Linked DNA regions of Homo sapiens: region 2 is linked to region 1. A link is a loop called in an ENCODE intact Hi-C map of the cell type or tissue named here. Cell type or tissue: GM12878. All regions are shown on one strand.

Evidence for each region. A loop is a pair of places that touch in the nucleus more often than their neighbours do. Peaks named below come from ENCODE experiments on the same cell type or tissue, not always from the same donor. Only the 100,000 strongest peaks of a DNase experiment are listed, where the experiment ranks them.
Region 2: a loop joins it to region 1, with 2.1 times the contacts of the local background. A loop is called at or near these places in 1 of 110 quality-filtered maps.

The regions. Positions count from the first base shown.
Region 1 is chr7:46,055,462-46,063,461 of GRCh38, reverse strand. No RefSeq gene overlaps it. Among named protein-coding and RNA genes, the nearest start is that of IGFBP3, 140 kb to the right of the region's middle. In GM12878, no CTCF peak of the experiment used is centred here; a DNase peak (open chromatin) is centred at 4,862.
Region 2 is chr7:46,135,967-46,143,966 of GRCh38, reverse strand. No RefSeq gene overlaps it. Among named protein-coding and RNA genes, the nearest start is that of IGFBP3, 220 kb to the right of the region's middle. In GM12878, no CTCF peak of the experiment used is centred here; a DNase peak (open chromatin) is centred at 4,626.

The DNA.
Region 1 (8,000 bases):
ATTTATTAGGTAATTTTGAGATATCCATAATACAGAGTACAAAAATGTTGAAAGCATAAGAGATAAGGGAAGTCATTTATCTCATAACCAGATATATTTGAATCACTGCAAAGCAAAGCATCATCTACTTCAGCACCCTGGATATTATCATAGCATTATTGGCAAAATAAAGCTCTAAAAATAATACTCATAAGCTGATGCCAACTACTCTTAAGGAACAATACAGTAGGGATGGAAATGGTGGTCTGTAACATTTGCCAAATCCCACATGTAGCTATATCCTCCACAGCGGCCAACTTTAAGCTACCAACATGATGTCACTGACTGTGGAGTTGAGAAGAGATGACGTGAGTTGGTTCACAAGCTGATCCCAGAACACCATTGAAAAAGACAAGATTTGGAGAAAAAAAAAAAACATGAAACTAAATTTGTTAGGGCAAGTTTCTTAAGCAAGGGACTGCAATGGCCAAAACGTCCATCATCAATTATTGCGTTAATACATAACTTTTACAATACAATGGAACAACTGCACATCAATTTGGCACTTTCAAATGCGAAAATAAGAAAATAAACATTTAGGTAGATGAGTGGCCAGTTATCAGAATCAAAGATACATGAATGTTCATGCATGCTACATTGAAACTTCATTGACTCTTGGTTTAATAAGAATTCATGGGAACTATTCTGGAGAAAAACTATTGTCTTTACTTGAGAAAAGATTAGAAACTTTTGAAGTAGAACTTGAAGCAGATGTTGTTGTGTGGTAAGCAGTGTCTAAGATAGCTTCCAGTGATCCCCTTCCTTTGAGGGTGGGCCAGATTTGGTGACCTGCTTTAAACCAATGGCCCAAGTGATGAGTGGTCACTCCCAAAAAGAGGTTATAAAAAAACAGACTTCAGTTTTGGGTTGTCTTTCTTGCTCTCTCTTGGATCACTAGCTCTGGGGAAGCCAGCTGCCATGCTGTGAGGGAATCCTGTGCAAAGGCACCATGTGGGTGACCCTAGAAGCGCATCTTCTGAGGCTGCCAACAAGTACATGAGTGAGCTTGGAAGCAGGTCCTCTCCCAGTTGAGCCTTAAGATGCCTCCCCTCCCACCCAGCCAACAACTTGACTGCAGCCCCTTGACAGACTTGAGCCAGAACCACTTAGAACACAGAAACTGTGAGATAATTAAATTTTTTTTTAACTGTTAGGTTTTGGAGTAATTTGTTACACAGTCATAGCTTACTAACACTGATTACCAGCACAATCACAGACAAATTCAGAAAGTTATCACTGATGAGCATGCATTTCACCTTGTGACTAAAGTATCTTACACCAATAGGAGGTTGATGGACAAAACATGAAAAACAAACAGCAGCAGAAGTGAATGCACTACAACTTTGAAAAACCAGAATAGTGAAAACAATAACTCTGATCTGGTTGTGGGTCAAATCTAAGCAGTATCATCTGTAAAATGCCTCTGCCACAGTTTTTAAATATAAGAAAAATTATAAAGCTCTTTAAATCATTCTCTCATGAGAATTAGTTTTTTTTTGCAGAAAGAAATACTCAAGAATGAAAAAAATAAAATTATAAGTCATTTTGGATACTAAATGGATATATTATAAAAAATGATCCAAAGGCTTTTAAAAAGTCCATATCAATAAAATTGCTTTTTGGCAGCTGAAAGTCAGTCATTTATAGAAGGGGAACTTTACGAAGTTGTGAGTGATGCATGAACTTGCTTTAAGCTTGCTATTTATATGAAGTGAGAAAGGACAACTTTTTTGCAGTCAAAAATGAAATTGTTGATTTAGCAAGATCACCAATGGATAGATTTTTAAGAGAAAATGTGCTTCAGTGGAAGAAATTTATGGAGAAAACATGAGAGTTGCTGTGAAATGCTCTCTCATGAGATGAGAGTGAATCAGCAACTGAAGTAGCAGGAGCAAAATCAATGTCGATGGTAAAACCAAAACCAGGGCAAGCAAGTGTTAAAAGAAAAAAAAAGAAAGAAAAGAAAAGAACTTAGCAGAGGCAATGTGCACTGAAGGCCCAACTTGAAAATATGTTTTGAACAATTCAAGCAATGGCAATGAAAACTGAAAGACATTTTTCTATGTCTGAACCATTTGTCATGAAAGATTAAGCTTGCAAATAGTACAATGCCTGATTTGTGAGTTTTCAGCCTCCACTGTAGAAATGATAAATGTTCATATTAAATAAGTGTGGTGTCATTGTTCAAACTTTTAACATTATTTGGCATTTACTTTGTGTTAATGTTCCCTTCTTTTATCATTTTCTTTATTAAATGGGTATATCATATAGCAATCACATTAAGATGTTCCTGAATATGTGAACCTATCACAATGTAAGAGTTCATCATAATAACAAACCGTGCTTTGCATTTATTGTTCCATCTTTTTTATCTTCCATAAAATCTCTGAAACTTGTAGTATCCAAAAAAATGGATTCACTATTTAGCCACTCATTATTTCAAAACATACAGAGTGCTATGAAAAACACAACATAATTTATGTTCCAACTATCTTGTAATTATCCATGAACATCACTCATGGCTGCCATGTGTGCATGTGTGTGCACATCTGTGTGTACATGTGTATTCACATTCGTGTGCCCCTTTATGTAACGACAGGACTTTTGCTATATTATATTCTTATTTTAAAAACAAAGAAACTGGCCAGGCGTGGTGGCTCACGCCTGTAATCCCAGCACTTTGGGAGGCCAAGGCGGGCGGATCACCTGAGGTCGGGAGTTCGAGACAAGGCTGACCAACATGGAGAAACACCATCTCTACTAAAAATACATAATTAGCTGGGTGTGGAGGCACATGCTTGTAATCCCAGTTACTCGGGAGACTGAAGCAGGAGAATTGCTTGAACCCAGGAGGCAGAGGTTGCAGTGAGCTGAGATGGCGCCATTGCACTCCAGCCTGGGCAACAAAAGCAAAACTCCATCTCAAAAAGAAAAAAAAAAAAAGAAAGAAAGAAAAAGAAACTAAGGCCCATAAAATCCTCGTCACCTGAGAAATGAAAAAAAAAAGAAAATGTTTACATCCCATGGCTATTGCAATGATAACACAACAACCTGTACAGAAAATGTGCAAAATGATGTCTGGCATTTGGTAAGTCTTGAATGAATGTCAGCTATTAAAGTAACTACTTGCGGCCAGGCGCAGTAGCTCATGCCTGTAATCTTCACACTTTGGGAGGCCGAGGTGGGCAGATCACCTGAGGTCAGGAGTTCGAGACCAGCCTGGCCAACATGGTGAAACTTCGTCTCCACTAAAAAATACAAAAATTAGCTGGGTGTGGAGTCAGGTGCCTGTAATCCCAGCTACTCGGGAGGCTGAGGAAGGAGAATTGCTTGAACCCGCGAGGCAGAGCTTGCATTGAGCCAAGATTGCACCATTGCACTCCAGCCTGGGAGACAGGGCAAGACTCCATCTAAAAAAAAATAAAATAAAACCTAGTTGGAAAAAACTATGTTTCAATAGAAAGGAATAGATGTTTTAAATCCCCCTTTTTAGGTCATGTTAAGACTCGAGGAGAGCCACGCCTGGTCTGGGGCTTGCGGGCTGGGGCCTGGAGCCAACAGGCAGAGGAAAGGCAGGCTGCTGCTCCAGCACTGGCTGCTGGCCCCTGTGGCCTGGACAGAGGCTAAGCAGCTCCCAGCTTCCTGCACTCCTCCCCTCAGTCCCCTGCTCCACCAAATCAGTGGGTTCTTCCAAAATTCTGTGGAATCACAACATTCCTCACTAGCTCACCAGGCCTCAATGTGTCCCCAGTGCATTAGAATAAAATTCAGATGCCTCGCCATGGCCCACAGGCCCCTGGGAACCCAGTTCCCTTCACTTCTCCACCCTCGCCTCACAGTTTGCTGCTCCTCTCTCTGAGGCCAGACACAGGGGATTCCCTCAGCAGCTCCAATACAGCAAGCCCTTCACCACCCCAGGCCCTTTGCACGGCTGGTCCCTCTGCCTGGGAGACTCTTGCCCTGCTCCTCACAAGGCCCTTCCAGTCCTCAGGTTGCACTTAAGATCCTGCTCCGGAGGGACTCTGCCCTGATCAGCCACAGGGACCCCTAAACATACTCTTTCCTGGCTCAGCCCACTTCTTTGTGTCTTTCCCAGGAATCCCTTTCATCTTGACTATGTCTTCCCTCACTGTTAATGTGCTGACTCTTGGGCTCCCAACTGGACCATCATGTCTCTGAGGACCCAACTCAGACTCTATTTCCACATCTATTCCACATTGCAGAATACATATTTAATAAATGAATTGATTAATGCATCTTGTCTGGTTACGCAGACTCTGGCTTTACCTGTGACCATCTCTTCTGATATAAATGACTATGTTCTAGTAATTCTCAAAGTATAGCCTTGTGTGCCCCTTAGCCCACAGGTTCTTGGCAAAGAGAGTGCCTTGCTGACCCCAAGGGCCCAGCTTGTGCATAGGATGAATCTGAGAGAACACACTAGAGCAAGTTCCTGAGGGTGGCTCGCAATACAGTGTTCCCTGGGCCTGGAGCAGTGTCAGGCACAGAGGCCTGTATCAGCCTGGTTGGCTGCCATAGCAAATACTGCACAACCTGGGTGGCTTAAACCGTGAAAATATATTCTGTCCTGGAGGCTGGAAGTCCAAGGTCAGGGTGTTGGCAGGCTTGGTTTCTCCTGTGGCTTTTTTCCTGGATGTGTAGATGGCCATCTTCTGCCTGTATCTTCACATGCTTTTTCGTGTGTGTTTCTGTGTGCGTGTGTGTCTGTGTTCTAACTTCCTCTTCTTATGAGGACCGCAGTCATATTGGATCAGGGCCCATCCCAATTACCCCACTTAAATGTAATCATCTGTTTAAATGACTCATCTCCAAATACAGTCATATTCAGAGGTGCAAGGGGTTGAGAATTCAACATATGAATTGAGAAACGGTCATAATTCAGTCATAACAGGGCCCAAGTACATATTGTTTGAACATTGAATATTGTTTTCTAAAATTGTAAATAAGTGAGTTAGCATCATGGCTAACCATTTTATTAGCTTGGTAACATGAGGTTTAGGGCTAATCTTTAAAGCCTTTCTACCTCCAAGCATCCTCTAAGTGTGTCCAGATAATGCAAATGTCCTTGGAGCCCAGGGGTGGGTCCATGACTTGACAAAATAAAACACCCACAACAGAAGGCCTGACATCAACTCAGTGCACCCCACACCCCAGGGCTTGTTTCAGGCTGGGGTCCACAGTCATTGCTTCATTATCAGTGTCACTAGTGGATTTAGGGTTAAGTCTTGTGCTTTCACAATGGGAAGTAGAAACCACAGAGAGAAATAAATGTTGTCTTGGAGCTAGGGACAGCACCCCAGAAGACTCCAAGGCAAAGAGGGTCTTGGGGAGAAGCAGGACACAGAGAGATGCCTGGGGAGATTCAGGCTGGAGACTGAGCAGTGGGTGCCAACAGCCTCACACAGGGCAGTCGAAGCTCCTTTTCAAAGCCACCTTAATGAAGTTCCAACCAAGAAATATTGCTAATAGGACTAGAATTGTTCCCCAAAATAAATTATTTTCAAAATCTGATTGTTTACCTAAAATAGCTCCAGTGTTAATATCGATCTTCTAAGAAAAATTTAGAAAAGGTACATGAAGTAAAAGCATTAAAATAACTTTTTTATCAACTCAAACTCCAATTTATCCTTTCAATGAAGCCCAATGTAAAGGGTTTGGACCCCGGAGATGTGGAGACTGAATGTGATTACTGTTCTCAGAAAACCTTCTGGTCATAGGATGAACACGTGCTTTACCGCTATTAAAGATACAAAATAACTTTTATTCCAAAAATTATCACTTACATCTCAACTGATACATCTATACAAATTTAGCCAGCTCTAGTAGCAATACAAATGAACACATTTCTTAAAGTTATTGGATTTAGATGTAAATTGTTTGTCCAAGGGTTAAAAGAAAATGTAAAGTAATCTAACAGTTATTTGGGCTGATACTAATATACAAAAAATCTGATTATTATTTTTCCCTGAGGAATGGAGTAGACACCCAAGAACCTCTCATCCCATCATCTCTAAGCATCTCCTTCCTGAACTCACCCTAGACATGGGGTCCTCAAAGTGTGTTCCAGGAGCCTCTGTGGAGTTCACAGTAAACCTTTAAGGAGTCCACTAAATCAGAACTACTTTTGTAATAATAATGAGACGTTATTTGCTTTGTTCAGTGTTATTAACTCAGGAGTGTACACTGGAGGTTTCTACAAGCTACCTGAATCGACATCACAGAAGACGAATGCAGAAGCAGCTATGAGAATGCGTCTCCTATATAGCCAAACATAGACTTGCAAAAAATAGAAAACAATGCCATTTGTCACTATGTTTTTCAGAAAATGTATTTGTATTAATAATACATTATGTATGTATGTGTTTAATGGAGAAACAGAACTGTTTTCTCTTACTATGCACTCAACACAGAACACTCTGGTCACCAAAATGAGGCGGTAGGGGTGGGGTTTCTCACATTAAACCAGCTGTGTATCACACAATTCAATTCAGCTCTGAATCTAACTGAGTGAGCACAGACTCCACAGGTTAAGAGCCCAATCCCATAAGACTGCCCCTGACCCCAGATGCCAATCACAAGCCCCAGGTTGAGACCATGTACTTCTGACCCACCAGCTATAGATCAGGGGTTCCCACAGCCCCCTCCTTAGGTTTGGTAATTTTCCAGGATGGCTCACAAAACTCAGGGAAACACTTTCCTTATGTTTACTGCTTTATTTTGAAGGATATGATAAAGGACATAGGTGACTAGCCAGACGAAGACATGCACAGGGCATGGTCCAGAAGGCTCCTGGGCACAGGAGCTTCTGTCCCCATGGATTTGGGGTGCACCAGCTTCCCAGCACATGGGTGTTTTCATCAACCTGGAAACTCCCTGAACCCCATTGTTCAGGGATTTTTATGGAGGCTTCATCAAATAGGCAAAATAAAACACCCAATTATTAACTCAATCTTCAGCCCCTTTCCCCTTCCCAGAGGCTGGGGGATATGGCTGAAAATTTCAAGCTTCTAATCATGTGTTGGTCTTTCTGGTTACCAGACCCCATCCAGGAGCCCACCAAGAGTACCCTCAGTAGAAAAAAAAGATTCTCCTATCACCCAGGAAATTACAAGAGTTTTAGGAGCTAAATGCCAGAAACTGGGGGCAGAAACCAAATATATATTTTTTATTATTTCACAGTATGTGCTAGTAAATGTATTGTTACTTTTATTAATAATATTAAAATCAGGTTTTAATTTTTGTGACAGTAAATATCTATTGATATAATTCACTTAAATACAAGCTCTTTGAGGTCTTCAATAATTTTTAAGAATATAAAGGAATTCTGAGACCAAAACATTTGAGAACTGCTGCTCTGAGCGCAGACATTACCCTGTTCCTGGACAGAAGAGGACTTACCAGCTTCCAAAGCGGCCAGACTGTCATCAAGCTGCTGTGACTTTACGGAGATCATTTTTCTTTTTTTGAGAACAAAATTAAACATGTTCTATCCTCAATCATGTGGGCTGCTTAATAACCTTCCTAACATTCGGCATTATTTCTACTTTCTAGCCAGAACATTCTGTCCCTTCACCACAGAATATGAGGATGGGACAGACTTAAGTTTCATTTCTCTTGTGTCTTTCTCTTGATAGATAGAGAAAAAGAGACATACATAAATAGTATTAAGATATATACTGATATTTACATTTAAACTAATCTGAACTATTCCACGAGTCCTTAATAACACTTACTTTTGGGGAAAAAGACCCTGGTTTAGGGACAAGTTTAAAACTTGAACAGTTCATATTATCTAAACACATGCATGCTATGTCATGTATAGTTATGTAGGTGATGAAATTGTGGATGCTTTTGTTTTTAATGTTTAAAAATATATACTTTTAGTTATAGTGAATTAAATGTTTCCAATCTTATAAAATAACCCCAGGGGTCCAATGTGC
Region 2 (8,000 bases), 81 kb before region 1:
ACAAAAGATTTTCTTTGACTTTTCATGCCTTCCTGTCTCTCAGTCCCATTCTCCCCTGAGGCTTGCCATAGAAACTAGAATTCCCATTCTGTAAGGTGGCTCATAGAAACCAGAATCTCTTTTCCCCAAAGACAGTCATAAAACCTAAAAATAGTACTCTAATTTTTTCTCCACCTTTCTATGTAAAAACTGGCCATGTAAAAAAATAACTTAAAAAGAAAAAAAGTTACCTGATCTACCTTGCTTGACTATAGGTCATAAGACCCCCCCATTCCAGAGAGGGTCCTGCTTTACACCCAGAAGGAAGGAATGCCACTCAGAGAGGCCAAGAGAAATATTGACAGACAGGCCTTGTTGGGTTTCCCCACTCCATCTATTAGCATTAGATCATGTCCTTTTTTGTCCAGTCGTATTTCTTCAAAACTGTTCGTACTTTGTTGAACCTAAGCACAAAAGTGGACAATTTCCCCTGAATCTTTGGGTCTTCATTCTGAAGGTCTCTGTGTACACATGTTAAATAAATGTGTATGCCTTTATTAATCTATATTTTGCAAGTTGATTTTCCAATGAATCTTCTGAGGGCAAAGGGGGAAATCTCCCCTTGGTCCCTGCAATACTGCAAAGCTATCATAGTCAAAACAATACGACACCTGCATAAAAACAGACACATAGACCAATAGAGTAGAATAGAGAGTCCAGAAAGGAATCCACACACCTAGAGCTAACTAATTTTTAACAAAGGTGAGGAAAAAACAGTCTCTTTAATAAATGCTGCTGAAAAAAACTGGATATCCACATGCAAAAGAATGAAACTAGACCCTGTCTTTCACTATTTAAAAAAAATCAACTCTTGTAAATTTGTTTGAGTTCATTGTAGATTCTGGATATTAGCCCTTTGTCAGATGAGTAGGTTGTGAAAATTTTCTCCCATTTTGTAGGTTGCCTGTTCACTCTGATGGTAGTTTCTTTTGCTGTGCAGAAGTTCTTTAGTTTAATTAGATCCCATTTGTCAATTTTGGCTTTTGTTGCCATTGCTTTTGGTGTTTTAGACATGAAGTCCTTGCCCATGCCTATGTCCTGAATGGTAATGCCTAGGTTTTCTTCTAGGGTTTTTATGGTTTTAGGTCTAACGTTTAAGTCTTTAATCCATCTTGAATTGATTTTTGTATAAGGTGTAAGGAAGGGATCAAGTTTCAGCTTTCTACATATGGCTAGCCAGTTTTCCCAGCACTATTTATTAAATAGGGAATCCTTTCCCCATTGCTTGTTTTTCTCAGGTTTGTCAAAGATCAGATAGTTGTAGATATGCGGCGTTATTTCTGAGGGCTCTGTTCTGTTCCATTGATCTATATCTCTGTTTTGGTACCAGTACCATGCTGTTTTGGTTACTGTAGCCTTGTAGTATAGTTTGAAGTCAGGTAGTGTGATGCCTCCAGCTTTGTTCTTTTGGCTTAGGATGGACTTGGCGATGCAGGCTCTTTTTTGGTTTCATATGAACTTTAAGGTAGTTTTTTCCAATACTGTGAAGAAAGGCATTGGTAGCTTGATGGGGATGGCATTGAATCTGTAAATTACCTTGGGCAGTATGGCCATTTTCATGATATTGATTCTTCCTACCCATGAGCATGGAATGTTCTTCCATTTGTTTGTATCCTCTTTTATTTCCTTGAGCAGTGGTTCGTAGTTCTCCTTGAAGAGGTCCTTCACATCCCTTGTATGTTGGATTCCTAGGTATTTTATTCTCTTTGAAGCAATTGTGGATGGGAGTTCACTCATGATTTGGCTCTCTGTTTGTCTGTTGTTTCTGTATAAGAATACTTGTGATTTTTGTACATTGATTTTGCATCCTGAGACTTTGCTGAAGTTGCTTATCAGCTTAAGGAGATTTTGGACTGAGACAATGGGGTTTTCTAGATATACAATCATGTCATCTGCAAACAGGGACAATTTGACTTCCTCTTTTCCTAATTGAATACCCTTTATTTCCTTCTCCTGCCTGATTGCCCTGGCCAGAACTTCCAACACTGTTGAATAGGAGTGGTGAGAGAGGGCATCCCTGTCTTGTGCCAGTTTTCAAAGGGAATGCTTCCAGTTTTTGCCCATTCAGTATAATATTGGCTGTGGGTTTGTCATAGATAGCTCTTATTATTTTGAAATACGTCCCATCAATACCTAATTTATTGAGAGTTTTTAGCATGAAGGGTTGTTGAATTTTGTCAAAGGCCTTTTCTGCATCTATTGAGATAATCATGTGGTTTTTGTCTTTGGCTCTGTTTATATGCTGGATTACATTTATTGATTTGTGTATATTGAACCAGCCTTGCATCCCAGGGATGAAGCCCACTTGATCATGGTGGATAAGCTTTTTGATGTGCTGCTGGATTCGTTTTGCCAGTAATTTATTGAGGATTTTTGCATCAATGTTCATCAAGGATATTGGTCTAAAATTCTCTTTTTTTGTTGTGTCTCTGCCTGGCTTTGGTATCAGAATGATGCTGGCCTCATAAAAAGAGTTACGGAGGATTCCCTCTTTTTCTATTGATTGGAATAGTTTCAGAAGGAATGGTACCAGTTCCTCCTTGTACCTCTGGTAGAATTCGGCTGTGAATCCATCTGGTCCTGGACTCTTTTTGGTTGGTAAGCTATTGATTATTGCCACAATTTCAGATCCTGTTATTGGTCTATTCAGAGATTCAACTTCTTCCTGGTTTAGTCTTGGGAGAGTGTATGTGTCGAGGAATTTATCCATTTCTTCTAGATTTTCTAGTTTATTTGCGTACAACAAAAAAACAAACAACCCCATCAAAAAGTGGGCAAAGGATATGAACAGACACTTCTCAAAAGAAGACATTTATGCAGCCAAAAAACACACGAAAAAATGCTAATCATCACTGGCCATCAGAGAAATGCAAATCAAAACCACAATGAGATACCATCTCACACCAGTTAGAATGGCTATCATTAAAAAGTCAGGAAACAACAGGTGCTGGAGAGGATGTGGAGAAATTGGAACACTTTTACACTGTTGGTGGGACTGTAAACTAGTTCAACCATTGTGGAAGTCAGCGTGGAGATTCCTCAGGGATCTAGAACTAGAAATACCATTTGACCCAGCCATCCCATTACTGGGTATACACCCAAAGGAGTATAAATCATGCTGCTATAAAGACACATGCACACGTATGTTTATTGTGGCATTATTCACAATAGCAAAGACTTGGAACCAACCCAAATGTCCAACAATGATAGACTGGATTAAGAAAATGTGGCACACATACACCATGGAATACTATGCAGCCATAAAAAATGATGAGTTCATGTCCTTGGTAGGGACATGGATGAAACTGGAAATCATCATTCTCAGTAAACTATTGCAAGAACAAAAAACCAAACACCGCATATTCTCACTCATAGGTGGGAATTGAACAATGAGATCACATGGACACAGGAAGGAGAATATCACACTCTGGGGACTGTTGTGGGGTGGGGGGAGGGGGAAGGGATAGCATTGGGAGATATACCTAATGCTGGATGACGAGTTAGTGGGTGCAGCGCACCAGTATGGCACATGTATACATATGTAACTAACCTGCACAATGTGCACATGTACCCTAAAACTTAAAGTATAATTAAAAAAAAAGAAAAAAAATCAACTCAAAATAGATTAAAGACTTAAATGTAAGACCCCAAGCTGTGAAAGAACTAGAAGAAAATACAGGGCAGATGTCCATGACATTGGTATGGGCAAAGAATTTTTAGCTAAGACCTCAAAAGCATAAGCTACAAAAGCAAAAACAGACAAATGGAATTACATCAAATTAAAACGCTTCTGAGGCAGGAAAATGGCAAGAACCCAGGAGGCGGAGCTTGCAGTGAGCCGAGATTGAGCCACTGCACTCCAGCCTGGGCAACAGAGCAAGACTCTGTCTCAAAAAAAATAATTAAAATAACTTAAAAATAAAAAATAAAATAAAAAGCTTCTAGACATCAAAAAAAATCAACAAAGCAACTACTCACAAAATGGAAAAAAACGTTTACAAACTATAGAAGTAGATTATTTCAATAGCCCTATCACTATAAGGAAAATTGTGCTGAGAATTTTTTAATTAAATCTTAATTTAATCAAGATTTGACTTTCAAAATGAAATCTCTAAACCCAGACAATTTCACTGGAAAATTATACCAAAGTTTTAAAGAAGAATTAACACTCATTTTACACAATCTATTCAGGAAAATTGAAGAAAGGACGTTCATTTGCCAATTCATTTTATGAAGCTAGTATTATCATGATGCCAAAACTAAACAAAAGCAAAACAAAAAAGGAAGAAAGAAGGCCAATATCCCTCATGAATACAGACACAAAATTCCTTAACAAAATACTAATAGAATGCTGTAATACATAAAAAGAAGTATACACTATAACTACGTGGCGTTTACTCCAGGGTTGCAAAGCTAGTTCAGTATTCAAAAATCAATCAACATAATGCACCATATCAACAGGCAAAAAAGGAACAATTACATGATCTTAGCAATCAAAGCAGAAGAAGCATTTGAAAAAAATTCAACACTTATTCATAGTGAAAGCTCTCAGAAAAATAAGAGTGCAGGTGAACTTCCTCATCTTGGTATGAAGCAGCTGCACAAAACCTACAGCTCACATTACACCTAATGATGACAGACTGGATGTGTCCTAACATCAGTAACTACATAAGAATGTCTCCTCTCATTACTCTTAGCCAACATAGTGCTAGGCATTCTCACTAGTGGAATGTAAAATATTTAGATGTAAATCTAACAAGGCATGTGTGTGACAGACATAACACATTTATGAGCTGGAAAACTCAACACAGTAAAGTTGTCAATTTAAATACTGATTTAATGAAATCTCTATTAAAATCTTAGCAGGAATTTTGTTGATATAGACAAGATTATACTGAAACTTATAAGGAAAGGCAAATGAATTAGAATAGCTAAAATCATTTTGAAAAAGAGAAATAAAATGGGATAAACAAGTCTATTCAATATTAAGAATTTTTATATAGCTATAGTAATCAGGACTATTTGATGTTGGTAGAGGGACAGACAGAGATTTAAAAAATGAACAGAAATAAACATAAATAGGCCCAACTGATTTTTGACAAAGGTATATAAATAATTCAACAGAGCAAAGATAACCTTTTTCAAAAAATGATGCTGGTGCAATTGAATATCAATAGGCAAAAGTAAATGAACAAATGTCAAGCTAAGGGTAAAGTCTTATACTTTATGCAAAAATTAATTAATAATGAATCACAGACTTATATGTAAAAAGTAAAACTATAACATGTTTATAAAAACATTCAGAGAAAAAATGGAGGCATCTTCGCTTCTATCTAGGAGGAGCTGAATGAGTGAATTACCTAAGCTTCCATCTAGGAGGAGGTCTATTAAACACCATGTAAATAGAGGAGACGATATGACAATGATAACTGAAACCAATGAAATAGACAACAAGCAACAGAGGAAATCATGAAACCAAAATCTGGTTATTTGAAAAGATCAGTAAGTTGGCACAATTCAAGTCAGATTAATTCAATAAAAAGAACAGAAAATACAAATTCAAGAATAAAAAAGAGGATACACTCACAGATTCGACAGATAAAAAAAATTTAAGAGGATACAATGAATAAGATTTTGCCAATAAAACTGGCATTTTAATAAAATAGCAACTTCAATGAGAGACATAAATTACCAAAATTGACTCCCCAAGAATAGAGAATATAAGTGACTCTTTATTAATGAAATTTAATTTGTAATTAAGATCTGTTCACAAAGAAAATTCCAGATCTCAATGGCTTCACTGATGAAATCAATCAAACATTTACCAAGAAGTAACAGCAATTTTACACAAATTTCTGCATAAAATGTAGGAGAAAGGAATATTTCCCAACGTATATCAGAAGCTCAGCATTAGGCTGATACCAACACCAAACAAAGACATCATAAGAAATGAAAGTTAGAGATCGGTAACTTTCATGAAAGAAGTCACAGTAAAATTCTTTGTAAAATATTAACCTCTCCTCAGATACACCATGCCCCGTGCCTGGTCTGTATTTTGAATGGGAGGATGGGGGACATGGAAAAAGAAAAAATATTAGCAAATAGAATTTATCAAATTATGAAAAGATATTGCATCATGGCCTAAAGACATTTAACCAATGAATACAAGGTCTAGCAATGAAATGAAATTCACCATTTAAAAAATATAAAGAAGAAAAATCTTATGATCATTACTACAGATGTGTGTATGTGTGTAATATAACACAGACATAAATATATGATACATACATGCACATATACATGAGCAATGATTCTATCTATTTACAGATAGTTAAGTTTTTCATAGATACCCTTTATCTAGTTAAGGAAGTTCCTTTCTATTCCTAGTTAGCCAAGATTTTTTTAAATCATGGATATGTGCTAAATTTTATCCATGTCTATCTATCTATCTATCTATCTACCTACTTACCTATTTATCTACCCATCCATATATCCAAATATAGATGCTTTCCCCTAAAATTAGAGACAAAGGTAGAATGTCTACTCACTGCTTCTATTAAATTGATGGCCCAGGACAATAAGGCAGTACCAATTAATAAACATTATATATATTAGAAAGGAAGAATCAAACTGCATCTGTTAACAAATTAATGTTCAAATTCACAGAGAATCCTAAGGTATCTGCAAAAAAAGCTACTAGAGTTAACATATGAGTTTAGCAAGGACACAGGATTCAAGGTCAATACACAAAACTCAAATAGATATATCCACATACTAGGAAAGAACAATTACATTTGAAGTTTAAAAAATGGTGCCCTTACACGCCTGTAATCCCAGCACTTTGGGAGGCCAAGGCAGGCGGATCACGAGGTCAGGAGATCGAGACCATCCTGCCTAACATGGTGAAACCCCGTCGCTACTAAAAAGACAAAAAAATTAGCCGGGCATGGTGGTGGGCGCCTGTAGTCCCAGCTACTTGGGAGGCTGAGGCAGGAGAATGGCGTGAACCTGGGAGGCAGAGCTTGCAGTGAGCGGAGATGGCGCCACTGCACTCCAGCCAGGGCAACAGAGTGAGACTCCGTCTCAAAAAAAAAAAAAAAAGAAAAAGAAAAAGAAAAAAATGGTGCCTTAAAAACATCATACAAAATAATGCAATTTATTTAGCAGAAATTAATTTAGCAAAATATGTGCATGGTATAAAACCTTACTCAGACCAGTGAAAGAAAGAAAGAGATATACCATGTTTATGCATTGGAAGGCTCAGTATTAAGATTTCAGTCCTTTACTAATTGATCTGGAGATTCAAAATAATCCAAAGTAAAATCCCCGGAATCTTTTTGTTGTTGTTCTTGTTGAGAAACTGACAATTTGATCCTAAAATTAGATGGAAATGTAAAGGGTATAAAATAACCAAAATAATTTTGAAAAATTAGAACAAAGTTGCACAGATTATATGTTTTCAAGACTGTTGGGAATATAAAATGGTACCACATTGTGAAAGACAATTTTGCTGTCTGTTATAAAGTTAAACATTTACTTAATATACAATCCAGAAACTTTATTCCTAGGTATTTACCCAAGAGAAATGAAAACATATATCCACATAAAATTTGCACACAAAAGTTCATAGCAGCTTTTTTCATCATGGCTCCAAACAGGAAACAACCTAAATGTTCAACAATAGGCGCACGGATAAACAAATTGTTGTACAGTCACACAGTAGAACACTAACAACTGCACAAAAAAAGTTATGCTAGAACTCTTAGGTCTGAATGTTTATGTTCCCCTAAAATTCATATGTTGAAATCCTAACTTCCAATGTGATGTTCTTAAAATATACAGCCTTTTGGAATGATTAGATCATAAAGGTGGGGTCCTCCTGAATGGGACTAGTGCTCTTACAAAAGGAGTCCCAGAGAGTTCCCTCATACCTTCCACCCTATGGGACACAGAGAGACTGC